Regions from separate parts of the Homo sapiens genome. Here region 1 is linked to region 2. Evidence: chromatin loops called from intact Hi-C (ENCODE). Cell type or tissue: HCT116. All regions are shown on one strand. Each heading gives the region's core, and the rest is flanking DNA. Links, peaks and the distances in the headings are about the cores only. Region 1 overlaps CPEB3 (cytoplasmic polyadenylation element binding protein 3). Region 2 has its middle 140 kb from the start of IDE.

Region 1 (10,588 bases), core at 1,763-9,762, 220 kb after region 2:
TACGCAATAAAAGAAATGAAACCTGCCATCCTTTTATTTAAGTTGAATAAAATCACTGATAAATCAGTGCATGTTATTATATTAGCCAGTCTGAGATATCATTAATAAGGTCTTAGCAAAGTTGAAATTAGACCTTATGGAATTTAGTTCTGCTGTTCTAATACAAGGCATAGTTTTCTAAATGGGTATAAAGGTGATGAAATGCTTTGCAGCTTGGGGTGTGTAGAGTCATAGGTTGATGAGCTTTGAGGCAGAGGTGGGTAAAAGGGTACAGGAGCCATCAGAACTGCATTTTATGTCTCCATTTGTATTTCCAGGGAGAGAAGTGAGCTGTAACATTCATTAAATTTTCAAAGGGGTCCATAACTTAAAAATGGTTAAGAATTACAGATACAGAGTAAAAGCACTGCTACATGGCACCCAACAACATGGCACCCAATGCAAAGTTTTAAGATTTTAAAACATAGACATCTCTTAAAATTTCTCTTTTTCCCTCTTCAGAGCTGAGAGAATTCCTGCTGAACTTTGATAACGTTTTGAATAAATGAAACCTGATTGCTGTTGTATCTAGCTTTTTCTAAATTCAAATCTAGCAAATTCAAATTGCTTTTCATCAAATAATTTTTTGGCATTCATTTCATTGGTTTGCATATATTTAAGTCACATAATTACAATAATACTGACATTAAAAAGGTTTAGAACTGAGTGCAGTGGCTCATACCTGTAATCCCAGCACTTTGGGAGGCTGAGGTGGGTGGATTGCTTGAACTCGGTAGTTCGAGACCAGCCTGGGCAACATAAGAAGATCCCATCTCTATGAAAAATTAAAAAAAAAAAAAAAGAGGTTTGGAGACAAACCTTTACCATCTCTAGGTAAGCTTGCAATTCATCTGTTGGACAGAAATTTATGGTCTTATTGGTCACGGCTGTTGAATGTGCTGTGGATATTTTTTATAGGGAAGATAAAACACAGAGATTAATCTGGAAAGTCAGGTAAGTGAACGTCTTCGATGGGGTAATTTATAAATAATAGAAATTTTAATACTTCTCACAATTATAGAGGCTAGAAAGTCCAAGATAAAGGCACTAGCTGATTCATTGTCTGGTAAAGGCTCGTTCTCTGCTTCATGAATGGTGCCTCTTTCTGTGTCCTCACATGGCAGAAGGGGCAAACACACACCCTTCAATCAATGTCTCTCTCTCTCTCTCCCTCTTTTAAGAGATGGGGTCTCATTGTACTGCCCATTCTGGACTTGAACTCCTGGGCTCAAGCTATCCTCCTGCCTCAGCCTTCTGTGTAGCTGGGACTACAAGCCTCTCTTTCTTATAAAAGCTCTAACCCCATTAATGAGGGCAGAGCCTCCATGACTTAATTACTTCCTCGAAGGCCCCACCTCTTAATACTATCACAATGGGGAGTAAATTTCAACATGTGCATTTTGGGGGTATACCACATTCAGACCACAGCAGCAAAGCTTCAGCTGTAGTAGATGCTTATTATATATTTGAATAAATAAATGAATTTGAGAGTTTTTATTTTTTTGAGATGGAGTCTTGCTCTGTTGTCCAGGCTGGAGTGCACTGGCGTGATCTCGTCTCACTGCAGGCTTTGCCTCTCGGGCTCAAGAGATTCTCCTGTCTCAGCCTCCCGAGTAGCTGGGATTACAGGCACCTGCCACCATGCCCAGCTATTTTTTGTATTTTTAGTACAGATGGGGTTTCATCATATTGTCCAGGGTGGTCTCGAACTCCTGACCTCAAGTGATCCACCTGCCATGGCCTCCCAAAATGCTGGGATTACAGGCACAAGTCACCACACCTGGCCTGAAAGTTTTGATTCAAGAGTGAGATGTTGTTACATTTCTGGTACAGGAGTTATAACTCAGAAATATTAACTTGACAGGTATTGCTGTTTGTTCAAATGACCTCCTCTCTTTAGGGGAACATTTCTACTCTGCATTCACTTATTTGGTGGTGTTATGACCTAAGGTCTGTTCCTACTATTGTAACCTAATGAAAGGAGTGGAAAATAGAGCTGGGGAAAGTAGTAGGAGTTGGTGATTTCTGGAGCAGAGGGGCATCTGTGAGAGGCCTAGTTCCTGGGTCTCACTGGTAGACTTTCAACTCAGAGAAGCATGCTAGACTTGTAGATTATGTACGGTTTTCTGTGTCTTTGTTTAGCTTTGTAACCAATTATCTACTACTTACAGGCTAGAATGGAAACCTAACCATCATCTGTTACTTTGTTTCTATTGGTAAACAGCCAGTTTAACAAAAGAGCATTTCGGAATGCAATTTGTTTAAGATGTTTAACATCAAGGCCTGGTAAGAACAATTGACTAGACTTTTGCCAGCTCTAAACTCTTTTTCAGCATGATGGTCTATGTATATGTAAATGAAAACAAAAGGATCCTGTCTTGTTTACTTGTTTTGGAAGGAGGTTTTTTTTTTTTTTTAACATGGCAGTTTAAGGTGTAGGTTTACCAGGTACTTCATTGCCATAGTGCTCATTTAAAAGGAAAAAAGTTATCTGGGTGGGATGGGGGTGGGGTGGGGAAGGCTTTACTATTAATGCCATCTATGGAATGGCATTATCAAAATAGTTGAATCTAGTTAAAAATCGTTGGCTCTTATGCTGCAGAAACACAATCTAAGTAATTTCAATGATTTTACAATGCTGATGAAACATTATTTTGAATATTTGCCAAATTAAACTTTGTGTTAATTTTAGACAGAACAAAGACAGATTAATTGTGCTAATACTTCAGGTGGTTACAAACTAAGACTTTTAGTGAATGGAAAGTTTTAAATTTTACTTTCATACGCATTACAAATTTAACATTTTAGAAGATTTGGGGCTGGGTGGGAGATTGATTTTTTTTTTTGAGACGGAATCTTTATTGCCTAGTCTGGAGTGCAGTGGCCCAATCTCCGCTCACCGCAACCTCCACCTCCTGGGTTCAAACATTTCTGGCTCAGCCTCCGGAGTAGCTGGGACGACAGGCATGCGCCACCACACTTGGCTAATTTTTGTATTTTTAGCAGAGATGGGGTTTTGCCACATTGGCCAGGCTGGTATCGAACTCCTGACCTCAGGTGATCTGCCCACTTCAGCCTCCCAAAGTGTTGGGATTACAGGCGTGAGCCACCATGCCCGGCCTGGAGATTGACTTTTATCATATTTTGATCTAGAATTTCTCAACATTTCAAAGATATGAGCTCATCAGAAGGTAATAAAATTATTTAGTTAACATTTTAGAGCTTACTGCCTGTTTTCTGCTTATTTGCCAGTGTAGATGATTCATTTTACCTATTAACTCTGGTGTGATCTAGAATATGAAATGTTATTCCAGAGTAGCTATTTTAAGGTAGGTGAATCATGCAGGTATAACACAAGGTTTTCATTTTAAAATGTAACGGGATATCTGATATTCTGCGTTAGGCTGAGATTCGTTATATGTGAAAAGTAGAAAACAGCTTTTAGGAAATTATAGCTTAAGGTCAAAAATTCAAGGCCTGTGGTTAGGATTAAAGGCAGAAAAATCTCTTGATAGTGAATTTATTCCTTCACATTGTGAGGTATAATGGAAGGTTGAAGCATACAAGGGGGTTGAGGTGACATATTCTGTTAGTGGGACATAAATAATAGAGAATGTATTGAATACTGAGACATCAAAGGACACTGAAAGACAGTGAAGATTTCAGCAAAGAGGACAAAGCTGGGTAAAAGGATGCTTCAGCTTTTGTTACAATAATTAAATATTTAAAAGGGCAGCCATTTTATACAGTCCAAGAAGTTAAGCAATTGCCCATTTTATATTCCAGTTTTATTCAAGCAAGCCATAGGCAAGCAAGCTGATATTAGGAATTTATATTAAGAATTTTCTTCTAGGGGTGTCATAAGCAAGTTCAAAACCGAATCTTTTAATCTCTTGGGGCATGATCATAATATTCATGATGCCCCGAAGACACTTCGTTTGTTCTAAACCATCAAAGAAAGTGTGTTCAACATAATTTGCATTGCACATATTATTAATAATCTGGACTGATGGCTTTTTACAGTAGTCAGTATTATAAAAAGATATATAGAAAAGTTATGCACTATAGGTCTATGTTCACCTGAGCCTTAGGAAGTCGAGGCTGCAGCGAGCTGTGATCATACCACTGCGCTCCAGCCTGGGTGGCAGATTTGAGACCCTGTCTGAAAAGAGAAAAAAAAAAAGAAAAGGTGGGGAAGTGGAACTGCTGTGAGGTCAGGACCTGGAGTGAATGAGAGCATCTCTTCATGCTATAGAGCACCCTATGACAATCTCTATTGTTCTTACTCTATAGGTTTCACAAAAGGTCTTTGTTTGACAGTTTATGTTGGCCTACTGTGGGTAGTTCACTTGTGGGTAGGCTGGAGAACAGGATCTATGCTTGTAATGGTTTTCATTAAAACACAGACCCATGTCTCAATTTTTTATATACCTAGGCATACACATATGCACATATATCCATGCATCCTGTAAGATTGAGTAGGAGACATTTTCAATTGGCCATGTAATGGCAAAGTCGTATCAGTGATCTAAAAGTCAAAATTTCTCTTTGATTTTGTTTTTGGTGTTTGTTTGTCTGTTTGTTTGTTTTGAGATGGAATCTTGCTCTGTAGCACAGGCTGGAGTGCAGTGGCGCGATCTCAGCTCACTGCGACCTCCACCTCCCAGGTTCAGGCGATTCTCCTGCCTTAGCTTCCCAAGTAGCTGGGATTACAGGTGTGTGCCGCCACTCTGGGCTAATTTTTGTATTTTTAGTAGAGACGAGGTTTCACCATGTTGGTCAGGCTGGTCTCAAACTCCTGACCTCGTGATCTGCCCACCTCGGCCTCCCAAAGTGCTGGGATTACAGGTGTGAGCCACTGTGCCCGGCCTTGTTGTTGTTTTTTGAGATAGGGTCTCACTCTTTTACCCAGGCTGCAGCGTACTGATGTGTAATCACAGCTCAGTGAAGCCTTGCCTTCTTGGGATCAGGCGATCCTCCCATCTCAGCCTCCTGTGTAGCTAGGACTACAGGTGTGGACCATCATGCCCAGATAATTTTTTGTAGAAACGGGGTTTTGCCATGTTGGCCAGGCTGGTCTTGAACTCCTGGGCTCAAGCTGTTTTACTGCCTCAGTTTCACAAAGTCCTGGAATTACAGGCCTGACCTCTTTGATTTTGAAATACTGTTTTGTCAGTGGTCATTTATAATCATTTGTTGTTAAAATGAATTTATTTTTTTTTTATTATTTTTTTGAGGCGCAGTTTTGCGCTTGTTGCCCAGGCTGGAGTGCAATGGCACGATCTTGGCTCACCGCAACCTGTGCCTCCCAGGTTCAAGTGATTCTCCTGCCTCAGCCTCCTGAGTAGCTGGGATTACAGGCATGTGCCACCACGCCCAGCTAATTTTTGTATTTTTAGTAGAGACGGGGTTCCTCCATGTTGGTCATGCTGGTCTCGAACTCCTGACCTCAGGTGATCCACCCACCTTGGCCTCCCAAAGTGTTGGGATTACAGGCATGAGCCACCACGCCCAGCTTGTTAATATGAATTTAATTTGATTTCTTGAGTATTCATTGATGGTAGAGACTTGAAAAGCATGCTGGGAGTCAAAGTTGCAGAATTTATTGTGAATCATCATATTGATAAATCAATTAAATATGTTAAATTTAGATGCCACCATAGTGGTTTATATCATTAGTGCATGGCTCTCAAGTTGGGAATTTTATTCTGTGCATATATATATGTGTGTGTGTGTGTGTGTGTGTGTATATATATATATAATTTTTTTTTTTTTTTTTTTTTTTTTTTTGAGGCAGAGTCTCGCTGTGTCGCCAGGCTGGAGTGCAGTGGCATGATCTTGGCTGACCGTAACCTCCGCCTCCCAGGTTCAAGTGATTCTCTTGCCTCAGCCTCCCGAATAGCTCGGACTACAGGCGCATACCACTATGCCCAGCCAATTTTTTTTTTTTTTTTTTTAGTCTTAGCATTTACTTTCTCCACCCTACATTCTTGGAACAGCCTTTAGTTCTACAGGAAATGGCACTGATGGACAGAAGACTAGCATTACCTTCATGAAAGGGCTGTTAGAGCTGCCTGGTAAGAAGGCGTGCCTTGGGGAACTGGGAAGATGCCGTCAGTGTGGGTGGGCAGGAGGACAGCCAGTCGTCCTGCCGTCAGCCCAGTAGCTTCCAGCGGCAGGTGCCCAGGTGCTACCGGAGCTCCTCATAGGGGTAGGGGCAGGGACTGCACCTCCTCCAGGCACTCGTCGTAAGCCTCCTGGTACTCCTCGTGGGGCTTGACCATTATCACACAGGTGGGGCGCTTGGAGCCTGTGGCTGCACCCAGGTCCGTCTTAGAGGGGATATAGACATAGGGCAGATTTCGGTCCTCACACCTAACTGGGAGATGGCAGTATACCTCAATGGGCAGTGTGTCTCCTGCCAAAACCATGATCCCTTTTTCTCCTTTGTTGACAAATTTCTGAACCTCTTTCACCCCGCGCCGAATCTGCTTCTGCTTCACCGCTTTCTTAATGCATTTGTAGAGCTTCCGCTTGAGGCGGCGAGAAGCCAGGAGCTGCGCGATGGGGTTCTGGTTGACCAGCAGCTCCTGGTAGGTGCGCTCCCCGGAACACACCTCCGCCTGAGCCTCGGGCCCTTCGGGATCTGCCTTTATTTTGGTCATCGCAGCGGCCGCTGAAACCTAGTCCCAGGGAGGCTGCCCAGCCAAATTTTATGTTTTTAGTAGAGATGGGGTTTCACCATGTTGGCCAGTATGATCTTGATCTCTTGACCTTGTGATCCGTGCTCCTCGGCCTCCCAAAGTGCTGGGATTACAGGCGTGAGCCACTGCACCCAGCCATCAAAATATATATATATTTAAATGATTTTAATTCTGATGTTCTAGTTCAGGTTTCATAGGATTTAGAGAGTATCTGATATCTTCGCTTATTAAAAAAAAAAAAAATGAGCTGGGCGCGGTGGCTCAGGCCTGTAATCCCAACACTTTGGGAGGCCGAGGCAGGTGGATCATGAGGTCAGGAGATGGAGACCATCCTGGCCAACATGGTGAAACCCTGTCTCTGCTAAAAATACAAAAATTAGCTGCATGTGGTGGCACGCACCTGTAGTTCCAGCCTACTCGGGAGGCTGAGGCAAGAGAATCGCTTGAACCTGGGAGGTGGAAGTTGCAGTGAGCCGAGATCGTGCCACTGCACTCCAGCCTGGTGACAGAGTGAGACTTGTTCTCAAAAAAAAGAAAAAAAAAAAAAAAAAAAGCCAGGCGCCATGGCTCATGCCTGTAATTCCAGCACTTTGGGAGACCGAGGCAGACAGATCATGAGGTCAGGAGTTTGAGACCAGCCTGGCCAACACAGTGAAACCCCATCTCTACTAAAAATACAGATAATTAGCTGGGCGTAGTGGTGGGCGCCTGTAATCCCAGCTACTCAGGAGGCAGAGGCAGGAAAATCGCTTGAACCCGGGAGGTGGAGGTTGCAGTGAGTCAAGATCACACCACTGCACTGCAGCCTGGTGACAGAGTGAGACTCCGTCTAAAAAAAAAAAGCCAGGTGCAGTGACTCATGCCTGTAATCCCAGCACTTTGGGAGGCTGTGGTGGGCGGATCAGGAGATCAGGAGTTCAAGACCAGCCTGGCCAACATGGTGAAACCCCATCTCTACTAAAAATGCGAAAAATTAGCTGGGTGTAGTGGTGGGCGCCTGTAATCCCAGCTACTTAGGAGGCAGAGGCAGGAGAATCGATTGAACCCAGGAGGTTGAAGTTGCAGTGAGCTGAGATTGCACTACTGCACTCTAGCCCGGGCAACAGAGTGAGACTCCGTCTCAAAAAAAAAAAAAAAAAAATCTTGGCTTGGCACTGTGGCTCACGTCTGTGATGCCAGCACTTTGGGTGGCCAAGGTGGGTGGATCACTTGAGGTCAGGAGTTTGAGACTAGCCTGGCCAACATGGCAAAACCCCGCCTCCACTAAAAATACAAAAATTAGCCAGATATGGTGGCATATGCCTGTAATTCCAGCTACTTGGGAGGCTGAGGCATGCGAATCACTTGAACCCAGGAAGCAGAGGCTGCAGTGAGCCAAGATTGCACCACTGCACTCCAGCTGGGTGACAGAGTGAGACTCTGTCTCAAAAAAAAGAAATAACAAAAAACTTTTACTGATGTTAGGAATGCTGGGAAAGTTGAAAAAAAAATTGTTAAAATAAATTTGAGCCAGGCATAGTGGCTCATGCATGTAATCCCAGCACTTTGAGAGGCCGAGGTGGGCGGATCACGTGAGGTCAGGAGTTTGAGACCAGCCTGGCCAATATGGTGAAACCTCATCTCTAGTAAAAATACAAAAAAAATTAGCCAGATGTCGTGGTGCATGCCTGTAATCCCAGCTACTTGGGGGACTGAGGCAGGAGAATCGCTTGAACCTGGGAGGCGGAGGTTACAGTGAGTTGAGATCACGCCACTGCACTCCAGCCTGCGGGACAGAGTGAGACTTCATCTTAAAAAAAAAAAATTGAGTGGTATCTTAGTTCATTTGTGTTGCTGTAACAAAAATACCACAGTTTGGGTAATTACAAAGAACAGAAATTTATTTCCTCACAGTTCTGGAGGCTGGGAAGTCCAAGATCAAAGTTGCCAGTGGGTTTGATGTCTGGTGAGGGCTCCTCTCTGCTTCCAAGATAGTGCCTTGTTGGTGCATTCTCCAAAGAGCATGCTGAGTCTTCACATGACAGAGGGATGGAAAGTCAAAAAGGGTCTAAGCTGGTTCCCTCTAACCCTTTTATAAGGCACTAATCCATGCATGAGGGTGGAGCCCTCATGACTTAATCACTTCCCAAAAGGCCCCCCACCTCTTAATATCACCACAATGGAGATTAAGTTCAAGTCATGAATTTTGGGGGACATTCAGTCCATAGCAGGTGGGATGGGTGACTATTTGGTGGAAAATGAAAATGGTTGTGTGTTACTTGAGATTAATATGTGTGCAATGGTAAAAAGTTGAAAGTTGAGTCATATGTATGGTTTTCTGTTTGGTGATTTTGGGGATAAATTTGGCTTTTTAGAAGTATGGCTTATATTTCTGTAATTCTGGAGTTTAAATGTGACCATGAATTGCAGTCAAAATGGCAGGGTATAATTCACTTTGTGCTGGGGAGATTTGGTGGACTTCAACTAATTTGCCATATTATAATTAGCTCTAGACTAGGAGATTTACCCTAGTTGTTGGGCTTTAACATAGTGTTCTACTGAGTCCTGAGACTGTTGGAAAAAGTAGTGGAGATGGCCATGTTTGTTTTGTGTTTCATTTAAAATCTGCTTTAAAGACCCAGTCAGGAGTTAAGTGTCAAATCATAAAAATAGTAAGGTTCTACAAAGTCTAAAAATTTAGGACATGTTTATAGCCTGTTCTTAAGATTCCAGCTTCAATGAAATTGATATATTATGCCTGTTGTTTCTACATTAATCTTATGTTCTCCTACTCTACCATTCCAGGAACCGAAATAAGGTAGATTGCTACAAGTATGGATTTTAATTTTGGTAATTTAAATCATTAGACAGAACAACTTATTTATAAATTACCCTTTTCAAACCGATCATCATTGTTTCTGTTTGTTAAACTTAATGAATCTCCAACACAACTTATTTCACTTTACAATTCTTATTCATTGACTTTTGTTAAAGCCCCATGTAAACACCACTAGGGAAATCTGTTAATTATATGAAACTGAGTTTCCTAAACTTGCTGAGCAAGCACTACCTTGACAGAGCCTCAGGAGTATCTTAGAAGAAGGAGTGTCTTAGGATGGGAGAAGTTAGGGTACTTAATAAGGTTTTGGGGCCTGGGGTTACTCATAATGTGGTTTTAGGGCAGAAGTAAACAAGATTTGGGTGGGGATTGGTAAAATGTATAAACTGGCCTAGTTGCTGAAACTTCGGAATGCAGGAATTTAAGCAGAGTTACCATGAACTCTGTCTATAGCAGTGCTGTCCAAAGAAATAGACTGCAAGCTACATAGATCATTTTAAATTTTCTAGTGGCACATTTGAAAAGTAAAAAGAAACACTTGAAATTTTTTAAATTTTATTTATTTTTTGTAGAGATGGGGTCTTGCTATGTTGCCCAGGCTGGTCTGGAACTTCTGGCTTTAAGTGATCATCTCACCTTGGCCTCCCAAAGTGCTGGGATTATAGGTGTGAGCCACCATGCTTGGCTGAAATTAATTTTACTAATATATTTTATTTAACCTCTATATGTGAAATGTTATTTCAACACATGATCAATACAAAAATTATTAATGAGATGTTTTACTTTTTTTTGTACTAAGTCTTTGAAATCCGGTGGGTACTTTACAAATACAGCACATCTCAGTTTATTCTAGCGACATTTCAAGTGCTCAATAGCCACATGTGGTTAGTGGCTACTATATTGGACAATGAGGATATATTGTTTTAGGCTGGGCAAAGTGGCTCACACCTGTAATCCCAGCACTTTGGGAGACCGAGGTGAGTGGATCACCTGAGGTCAGGAGTTTGAGACCAGCCTGGCCAACATG
Region 2 (10,588 bases), core at 1,645-9,644:
TGCCACTGCACTCCAGCCTGGGAGACAGAGCGAGACTCTGTCTAAAAAAAAAGAAAACAAACTATAGGCCAGGTGCAATGGCTCATGTCTGTAATCCCAGCACTCTGGGAGGCCGAGGTGGGCAGATCACCTGAGGTCAGGAGTTCAAGACCAGCCTGGCCAACATGGTAAAACTCTGTCTCTACTAAAAATACAAAAATCAGCCAGGCATGGTGGTGCATGCCTGTAATCCCAGCTACTCCAGAGGCTGAGAGAGGAGAATCACCTGAACCCAGGGGTAGAGGCTGCAGTGAGCCGAGATCACACCACTGCACTCCAGCCTGGGCAACAAACAGAGCGAGACTCCATCAGAAAAAAGACAAAAAAAGAAAGAAAAGAAAAGAAAGAGAGAGAGAGAAAGAGAAAGAGAGAAGGAAGGAAGGAAAGAGAGAGAAAGAACGAAAGAAGAAAGAACGAACGAATGAAAGAAAGAAAGGAAGAAAGAAAGAAAGGAAAAGAAAGAAAGAAACCAAACTATAGATTTATAACATTTTCTCAGGTAAAATGTATGCAAATTTTAAAACAAGACACATATCATTGACTAAAGATTCAATAGGCCACAGGTTGGAAACTATGGCCTGCCATGTTTTTTGTCAATGAAGTTTTTTGGACCACAGTTATGCTCATTCTTTTACATATTTATGCTTTCATGCTATAATGGCAGAGCTTAGTAGTTATGATACAGACCCTATGATCTGTGTAGGGGTGAAAAGGGTGTGATACCTTTTCTTCCCATCATAAGGGTCGCAGCAGACACTTCTATAACAAAAGAGACGGTTAACAAGAGAAAAGTGTAACAAGTTTATTTAATCATGGTTTTACATGACATGGGAGCCTTCAAAATGAAGACCCAGAGATATAGGAAAAACTGTCCATTTGTATGCTTCGATGCAATGAAGAGTGGACAGTCATGTACAACTGTGGCAAAGGGTGTGATCTAATGTAGTAGACCGAGAGGAGGAAGCCCAGCAAGACCTGTCTGTTGAGGTTCTTCTTGGTGTCTCTGTTGTAGCATTTCTTCCTCTCAGGTATGGAACAGGATCCTGGAATGGGGGTCTTATGACCTACTGTCAAGCCAGATAGGTCAGGGAATTTCTTTATGACCATCTCTAGACAGAAAGGTGGGGAGAGGTTAGAGTAATGTTTTTAGGCTTTATAACCCACTGTGGAGAAGAAGGATTCTAGTTTCCGTGGCATGCCCTGGGGGAGAAAGCGGGGAAGAGACAGGAGGGCAGGAGGAGGTCAGAGAGAGCTGCTTCTGAGGCTTTCGCTTTGAGGTAGCATTTCCTGAGTCTCAATATCCAGAAAGCCTAAATATTTACCACCTAGTGTTTTACAGAAGTTTTCCAGCCCCATCAATAGACAATCCATCACAGAGATGCCAATTGCTAAGTGCTGCTTTTCCAGCGAAGTGTCAGAGAGCTCATGTTCATCATGGGATGACCTTTCCTGCCACTTCCAGGCATATTCTTCTGGATTAAATTAGGTAGTGTCACAGTACCTGGCACATAGTTGTTTACTGAGCTTTATGTTTATGAGGTTATTATTCTCTGCTATGGCACACTGACTTTTAAAAACAAATTCTTACAAAATAAGAGTAACCTGAAAATTATATATATATATATATATATATATAGAGAGAGAGAGAGAGAGAGAGAGAGAGAGAGAGAGAGAGAGTGTGTGTGTGTGTGTGTGCGCGTTTAAGACAGAGTCGGGCTCTGTTGCCCAGGCTGGAGTGCAGTGACGCGATCTTGGCCCCCTGCAACCTCTGCCTCCCAGGCTCAAGCCAGCCTCCCACTTCGTCTCTCCAGTAGTTGGGACTACAGGCATGCACCACCACATCCAGCTAATTTTTGAATTTTTTGTAGAGATGGGGTCTCATTTTGTTGCCCAGGCTAGTCTCAAACTCCTGAGTTCAAGTGATCCTCCTGCCTCGGCCTCCCAAAGTATGGGGATTATAGGCATGAGCCACTGTACCCAGCCAGTATTATGTTTTTAAAGTAAATTTTTATTATATTTTAGTAATTTAATAATGTCAACACTTTGCAAAACGTTACTGTTGGTGGAACATAGTTTGGGAAGCGCCCTAGGTCCTTGCTAGTCAAAGCATGCTCGGTGGACCAGTGTGGGCATCAACTGGAGCTTGCCGCAGACTACTGGATAAAATCTACCTTTTAACAAGATCTCCAGGTGAGTCAAACATACAGTAAAGTTTGAGGAGCACTTCCAGGTACATCTCAATAATTTTATTTTATTTATTTATTTATTTTTTAGACGGAGTCTCGCTGTGTCACCCAGGCTGGAGTGCAGTGGCGCCATCTTGGCCTGCGCCCAGCCTATTTTTAAACATTTTAAAACATGTCTTTGATGCCAGGCACAGTGGCTCATGCCTGTAATCCCAGCACTTTGGGAGGCTGAGGTGGGCGGATCACCTGAGGTTGGGAGTTTGAAACCAGCCTGACCAAAGTGGAGAAATCCCATCTCTACTAAAAATGCAAAATTAGCTGGGCATGGTGGTGCATGTCTGTAATCCCAGCTACTCGGGAGGCTGAGGCAGGAGAATCGCTTAAACCTGGGTGGCGGAGGTTGTGGTGAGCCCAGATCCCACCATTGCACTCCAGACTGGGCAACAAAAGCGAAATTCTGTCTCAAAAACAACAACAACAAAAACATGTCTTTGGTACGTATCTGCATCTATTTCTGTAACAGGTGAAATTGCAAAGTCATAGGATACATGTGTGTGAGCAACTTTAGCAGATACAACTAAACAGTTTTCCAAAGTGACTATGCGAATTTACACTCTCACAGCAGGGTATGAGAGTTTCAGCTGTTTACCATCACTTGGTATTGTTAGTCTTTTTATTTTTATTTATTATTTATTTATTTATATTTATTTATTTATTTATTTTTGAGACGCAGTCTTGCTCTGTCCCCCAGGCTGGAGTGCAGTGGCGCAATCTCAGCTCACTGCAAGCTCTGCCTCGTGAGTTCATGCCATTCTCCTGCCTCAGCCTCCCGAGTAGCTGGGACTACAGGCGCCCACCACCACGCCCGGCTAATTTTTTGTATTTTCAGTAGAGACGGGATTTCACCATGTTAGCCAGGATGGTCTCGATCTCCTGACCTCGTGATCCGCCTGCCTCAGCCTCCCAAAGTGCTGGGATTACAGGCGTGAGCCACTGCACCTGGCCAGTATTTTTATTTTTTATTTTCTTTATTTTTTGGAGTCAAGCATGGTTGTAGAGGGAGACAATATTAATCAGCTTAACAACCCACAACTCTTGGACCAACTGTTAGTCTTTTAAATTTTGGCCATTCTCATGGGTGTAGTAGGTATATACACTGTGGTTTTAATTAGCATTTCTTTGCATATAATGAGCTTAAGAAACTTTTCATGTGTATTGACTTTTCAGTGTTCCCTTTTGTGAAGTCTTTCACCAATTTTTTTTTGAGACAGGGTCTCTTTCTGTCACCCAGGCTAGAGTGCAGTGATGCAGTCATAGCTCACTGCAGCCTCAAAATCCTGGGCTAAAACAATCCTCCCACCTCAGCCTTCCAAGTAGCTAGGACTACAGGTGTGTGCCATCATGCCCAGCTTATTTTATTTTATTTTTTGAGATGGAGTTTCACTCTTACTGCCCAGGCTGGAGTGCAATGGCACGATCTCGGCTCACTGCAACCTCCGTCTCCCGGGTTCAAGCGATTCTCCTGCCTCAAACTCCCGAATACCTGGGATTATAGGCATGCGCCACCACCCCCGGTGAACTTTGTATTTTCAGTAGAGATGAGGTTTCTCCATGTTGGTCAGGCTGGTCTCGAACTCCTGACCTCAGGTGATCCGCCCACCTCGGCCTCCCAAAGTGCTAGGATTACAGGCATGAGCCACTGCACCCGGCCTTTTTCTTTTCTTTTCTTTTCTTTTTTTTTTTTTTTGAGACAGAGTCTTGCTCTGTCGCCCAGGCTGGGGTGCAGTGGTGCCATTTCGGCTCACTGCAACCTCCGCCTCCCGGGTTCAAATGATTCTCCTGCCTCAGCGTCCCGAGGCAATCTCTGTAGGTAAATTATATAATCTTCCAAAGGCCCTCTTACAACTTGCAGAGAGGAAATCAAGGAGTTGCTAGCAATATGAGAAAAGTTAACACCTTGTCAACTTTTCGTATTTTTAGTAAAGATGGGGTTTCACCATGTTGGTCAGGCTGGCCTTGAACTCCTGACCTCAGATGATCCACCCGCCTCAGCCCCGCAAAGTGCTGGGATTACAGGCGTGAGCCACTGTGCCCAACCATGCCCAGCTGATTTTTTAATTTTTTTGTAGAGACAGGGGTCTTGCTATGTTGCCCAGTCTAATTTTGAACTCCTGGTCTCAAGTGATTTTGCTTGGCCTCCCAAAACGCTGGGATTACAGGCATGAGGCACTGTGCCTGGCCTCTCAGCCATTTTTTAATTGTGTTGTCAATCCTTAGTGATTTGTAGGAGTCCCATATATTTTGGGTCTGAGCTCTTTTGTTATTTTTATTATTTATCACTCTTTGGCTTGTCTTTTCACTCTTAATGGTATATATTGTACATCTTTTCTAGTTTGTTTTCAGTGAGAGGTTTCAGCACCATCTAGTCAACCACTGCCAGAGCAGAACTTGGTCTCCTATTTTAATGACTAAATTTTATTCCAGGCTGGGCATGGTGGCTCACGCCTGTAATCACAGCACTTTGGGAGGCTGAGGCAGGCAGATCACCTGAGGTCAGGAGTTCGAGACCAGCCTGACCACAATGGTGAAACCCCATTTCTACTTTTAAAAATACAAAATTTAGCCGGGCGTGATAGTGGGCTCCTGTGATCCCAGCTACTTAGGAGGCTGAGGCAGGAGAATCACTTGAACCGGGAAGCAAAAGATTGCAGTGAGCTTAGATTGCACCACTGCATTCCAGCCTGGGCAACAGAGGGAGACTTCATCTCAAAAAAAAAAAAAAAAAAAAAATTCCAATAATGCCTGCATTATGATGAAGACTGACCCATTGTCATTGGGAATTAGTTTGAGAAGCTTTTTAAGAAGATAATGAGCTGAGAAAGAATCAGATCCCGGCAAGGTAAGTTTTAATAAACGAAAAGATGGAGGGAAAAGCAAGATCTGGGTGGGCACCTGAGGCCTTCCAGGGCCCTGTGCCCTCAGGCAAATATTGGCATTCATGAGAAGAACCAGAATTAAACAAGGATATACGCAAGAAAGCAGCCAGGAAACATATATGATACCAAAAGCAGGTGGAAACCACTTCACAGTTTGGCCCAGGGACAAGTCTGATGGTGTGTGTATTTGCATGTCTCTTTGCTCAGCACATTTCTGCCTCATCATAGGGAGAGTTGCACAGAAAGCAATTTGGATTTGGGTTTAGATTTCTCATATTGCTAGCAACTCCTTGATTTCCTCTCTGCAAGTTGTAAAAGGGCCTTTGGAAGATTGTATAATTTACCTACAGAGATTGTTCTTTTTACTTTATGGCAGTCTTATAGAAGGAATGATTGTTCCAGTATTCATAACTGACTTAGAGTTTCTTCTAACTTATTGGTTTTTAACCCTAATTGCATATGAAAGTTGGCTACAGATCTTTTTTTTCCTGCTTCCTATCGCCCAGCTACAGATCATATATATATATATATATATATATATATATATATACACACACACACACACACATATATACACACATATATATACATATATACACATATATATACACATATATACATATATACACATATATACACACACACATATATATACACACACACATATATACACACACACACACACATATATATATATAAAATATATATCTACACTAACTGAGTTGGTGGGGATGGGGTAGAGAGGACTGGATATTGGATTGTTTGCAAGTCCTCCTCGTGATCCTTATGTGTGTTTAAGGCCAGAGAACCACTGCTGACATTGCAAAGATAAGGTTGTCCACAAGATGGAGATAAAGCACTTCTCAGTGAAAAATGCTCCACACACTCAAAACCCATTCTCTGGCTTTATGTCTACACCAACTCCAATTTATGGTTTCTTCTTTTAATTTTTTTTTTTAGACGGAGTCTTATTCTGTCACCCAGGCTGGAGTGCAATGGCGTGGTCTCGGCTCACTGCAACCTCCTCCTCCTGGGTTCAAGCGATTCTCCTGCCTCAGACTCCCAAGTAGCTGGGACTACAGGTGCCTGCCACCACACCCAGCTAATTTTTGTATTTTTAGTAGAGACGGGTTTTCACTATGTTGGCCAGGCTGGTCTCAAACTCCTGACCTCGTGATCCGCCCACCTCGGTCTCCCAAAGTGCTGGGATTACAGGCGTGAGCCACTGTGCCCAGCCCTTAATTTTTTTTTTTTTTTTTAGAGACAAGATCTTTTTCTGTCTCCCAGGATGGAGTGCAGTGGTTCCATCATAGCTCACTGCAGCCTGGAACTCCTGGGCTCAAGTGATCCTCCAGGCTCAGCTTCTCGAGTAGCTAGGACTATAGGTGCTCACCACCTTGCCTAATTTTTTATTTTTTGTAGAGGCGGGGTCTCACTATGTTGCCCAGGCTGGTTTTGAACTCCTGTCCTCAAGCCATCCTCCCATCCTGGCCTCCCAAATTGCTGGGATTATAGGCATGAGCCATGGAACCTGGCTGACTCCAATTTATGTAATGTGCCAAGCGGGGACAAACGTGGGAAGATAGGTAACATTACCTTTGGTGCTGTTGCTTGCCAGTCAAAGAAATTTTTGCCACCTCAGAGGAAAAGACCAGGAACTAACTTTAAAAATGACAGCCAGGGCTGGATATGGTGGCTCATGCCTGAAATCCCAGCACTTTGGGAGACTGAAACAGAAGGCTCGCTCGAGCCCAGGAGTCCAAGACCAGCCTGGACGACATAGGGAGACCTCATTTCTATAAAAAATAAAAATAAAAAAATTAGCCAGGCATGATGGCTCTTACCTGTAGTCCCAGCTACTCTGGAGGCTGAGGTGGGAGGATCACTTGAGCCCAGGAGGTCAAGGCTGCAGTGAGCCATGATCATGTCACTGCACTCCAGCCTGGGCGACAGGCAGACGGAGATCCTGTTTCTAAATAAATAAATAAATAAAATAATAAAGTAAAATAAAAATGACAGCCAGGTGTGGTGGCTCATGCCTGTAATACCAGCAACTCAAGAGGCTGAGGCAGGAAGACTGCTTGAGCCCAGGAATTTGAGGTTGCTGTGAGCTATAATTGTGCCTCTGTACTCCAGACTGGGCAACAGAGCAATACCCCATCTCATAAAAAAAAAAAAAAAAGAAAGAAAGAAAAATGACACATGGCTAAAAATATCTCTTATTTGGCTGGGCGTGGTGGCTCACACCTGTAATCCTAGCACTTTGGGAGGCCGAGGTGGGCAGATCACTTGAGGTCAGGAGTTCAAAACCAGCTTGGCCATCATCGTGAAACCCCATCTCTACTAAAAATACAAAAATTATCTGGGCGTGGTGGTGCGTGCCGGTAATCCCAGCTACTTGAGAGGCTGAGGCAGGAAAATCGCTTGAACCCGGGAGGCAGAGGTTGCAGTGAGCTGAGATTGTGCCACCGCACTCCAGCCTGGGTGACCGAGCGAGACTCCATCTCAAAAAAGAAAAAAAAAAAACTCTTATTCACCCAATTACCTGAATTAGAATCTAGAAATATTTTCAATCCTTTTCCTAGTTCACTTTGATAAAATAGACCATATAAACTGACACCAAAACTGAAAATAAGAAAGGAGTGTAATATTGTTCATATTTTATGGAGTGGAAATTTTTGAAATGAGATCATTCTGTAAATTATGTAGATAGAAATCAACATCTGCACAAGTAAATTAGCGTAAGATGTGTTGCTCACAGGATTTTAGGAAATATGCAGATGCAATAATGTGATTTCTATTTTTTTCTTAAGTCTGAAGTACTTGATTGGTAGCTCCCAATCATTTCTCCCATCTCACTTGTCTAGCTCTGTCACAGAAGCTGTAAAAGCTACAAACTCCGTCTCTCTGTTCCCTTGTAGGGAGAGATGGTCAATGAGATCTAAGTGAAATCACTAAGGAGGGCTTCCCTTCCTGAATAAAATGACAATACCTCAGTACAAGAAGTGTCTTTTTCCCTTGTCCCTCCACCCCCGAATTCTTGCTACCATCTTCCTGGGGACATGAAACTTAGAAGTGGAGCAGCCACCACTGGCCATGAGATGACAAGTGTGAGGACAAAAGCCACTGTAACTAAGAAGGACAGAATGGACAGGTGAGAGCAGCCCGGATCCCTCCCTGATGGCGACTATGGGCAGCTTTTATGCTGATCAGCCTCCCGAGTAGCTGGGACTACAGGGGACTGCCTATCCCTGCACTTGCTATGAGGGGAAAAGCCACTGTTGATCAGGCTTCCTGTTGTTCTCCGATGTTGTTAGGGCAGGAACACTTGGCAGATTTCCTGGTATTTACAATTAGACACTTAATAAATGGAGGAATTTATCCCTTACTGAACATCACTGAGAAGTTGCTATGTTGGCATATAGAACATAAATATATTTACTTATTTATTTTTATTTATTTTTGCGGGAGACCGGAGTTTTATTACTCAAACCAGTCTCCCATAAATATATTTATAATGTTGATTTTAGACATTATCCTTTCTAAAGAGACCCTGTGGGCTTTAGACAAAGCTAAGACTTGAGAAGCTCAAGTTCCTTTGTTGTTGTTGTTATTTCTAAAAAGTATGTATTAAATGCCTAATTGTAAATACCAAGAAATCTGCCAAGTGTTCCTGCCCTAACAACATTTTCTGAGCCAAAATGCACAGTTTGGGTTTGGCATGGTCGCTCACACCTGTAATTCCAGCACTTTGGGAGGCCAAGGTGGGAAGCCAGGAGTTCAAAACCAGCCTGGGCAGCATAGTGAGACCCTGATTCTATATAAAACAAAGAAAAAGAAAACAAAATGCATAGTTTGACATATCAAATGAATATTTTCAACAGAACTGTGCTAGATAATCCAGACTGTCCATGGCTCTACCTGACACAGCCTATGATTTCTTCAGGGTAAGCACCAGATCAGGACACATACATCACTGCTATGGCCGAACACACAGACAATGACACAGAAACAATAAACCAAATAGCAACAGACAACAAGGTGTTTGCATCAAGATAAGCCTAATTTGGGTAAGGCATGGTGGTTCACACCTGTAATCCCAGCACTTTGGAAGGCTGAGGTAGTCAGATGGTTTGAGCCCAGAAGGTCAAGACCAGCCTGGGCAACATGGCAAGGCCCTGTCTGTACAAAAAATATAAACATTAGCCGGGCATGGTGGCACGTGTCTGTTGTCCCAGCTACTTGAGAGGCTGAGATGGGAGGATTGATTCAGTCTGGTAAGTCAAGGCTGCAGTGAGCCATGATCTTGCCACTGCACTCCAGCCTGGGCGACAGAGTGAGAACTGGTTTCAAAAATAAATAAATAGGCCGGGCGTGGTGGCTCATGTCTATAATCCCAGCACTTTGGGAGGCTGAGGAGGGCAGATTACGAGGTCAGGCATTCCAGACCAGCCTGGCCAACATGGTAAAACCCCGTCTCTACTAAAAATACAAAAATTAGCCAGGTGTGGTGGTGCGTGCCTGTAATCCCAGCTACTCAGGAGGCTGAGGCAGGAGAATCACTTGAACCCAGGAGGTGGAGGTTGCAGTGAGCCGAGATCGTGCCACTGCACTCCAGCCTGGGTGACAGAGCGAGACTTCATCTCAAAAAAGAAAGAAAGATGAAAGAAAAAGAGAAAAGAAAGAAGGAAGGAAGGGAGGGAGGGAAGAAAGGGAGGGAAGGGAAGGAAGGGAAGGAGAGGAAGGAAGGGGAGGAAGGAAGGGAAGGAAAGGAAAGGAAGGAAAGGAAGAAAGGAAAAAGAGGAAAGAAAGGAAAGAGACCTAAGTTGATTTTAAGAGTAAACAACAAGGCATCTAATTGGAAAAAGAACTGGGAACGAGTAAGAGTTCCACATTTTGATTCAGCAGAGTGGTAATTTGCTATTCAGGGGTCAGAATATTCAGGATAGTTGCTATTCTGTGGTCTGCAGCAAAAGGATTTAATGGAAGAGGATTTCCGTGAATTCACTGGCTGTTTAAGGAATTGGAGAAAACTGAGTTGGCAAATGGAGAAAAGATATTATAGGCACATGATGTCACCTTGGAAAAGGTCATGAAGGCAAAGGCAGGCCCTCCCTGGAGCACAACATAGTAATGTGTCCCCTGGGGCTGTGTCATATGCCATCCCTGTAAGCAGCGCAGGGGAAAGTGAAGTGCACTTGGATAAGGCAGAGGTGATTGACTAAGAAGTAGGAGGAAGTAAATGACATTAAATGTTGAACTTCATTGGGGTCTGCTCCTACACATTTCTTTCTTGCTTTTATTTTATGACATGCTGTTAACTCTCAACTTTCTTTTTTTTTTTCTTTTTTTTTTTAAGTTGGAGTTTCGCTCTTGTTGCCCAGGCTGGAGTGCAATGGTGCAATCTCGGCTTACCCCACAACCTCC

The links. Hi-C counts contacts between places; a loop is a spot of excess contacts. Peaks named below come from ENCODE experiments on the same cell type or tissue, not always from the same donor. Only the 100,000 strongest peaks of a DNase experiment are listed, where the experiment ranks them.
Region 1: a loop joins it to region 2, with 5 times the contacts of the local background. A loop is called at or near these places in 5 of 110 quality-filtered maps.

What each region holds. Positions count from the first base shown.
Region 1 is chr10:92,212,448-92,223,035 of GRCh38, reverse strand. All of the region lies in intron 2 of CPEB3 (cytoplasmic polyadenylation element binding protein 3), which reads left to right. It also overlaps the pseudogene NHP2P1. Among named protein-coding and RNA genes, the nearest start is that of CPEB3, 73 kb to the left of the region's middle. In HCT116, for the core only: a CTCF peak has its summit at 6,267; a DNase peak (open chromatin) is centred at 6,225; H3K4me3 peaks cover 330 bases; H3K27ac peaks cover 2,139 bases.
Region 2 is chr10:92,430,615-92,441,202 of GRCh38, reverse strand. No RefSeq gene overlaps it. Among named protein-coding and RNA genes, the nearest start is that of IDE, 140 kb to the left of the region's middle. In HCT116, for the core only: a CTCF peak has its summit at 6,007 (motif pointing right); a DNase peak (open chromatin) is centred at 5,992.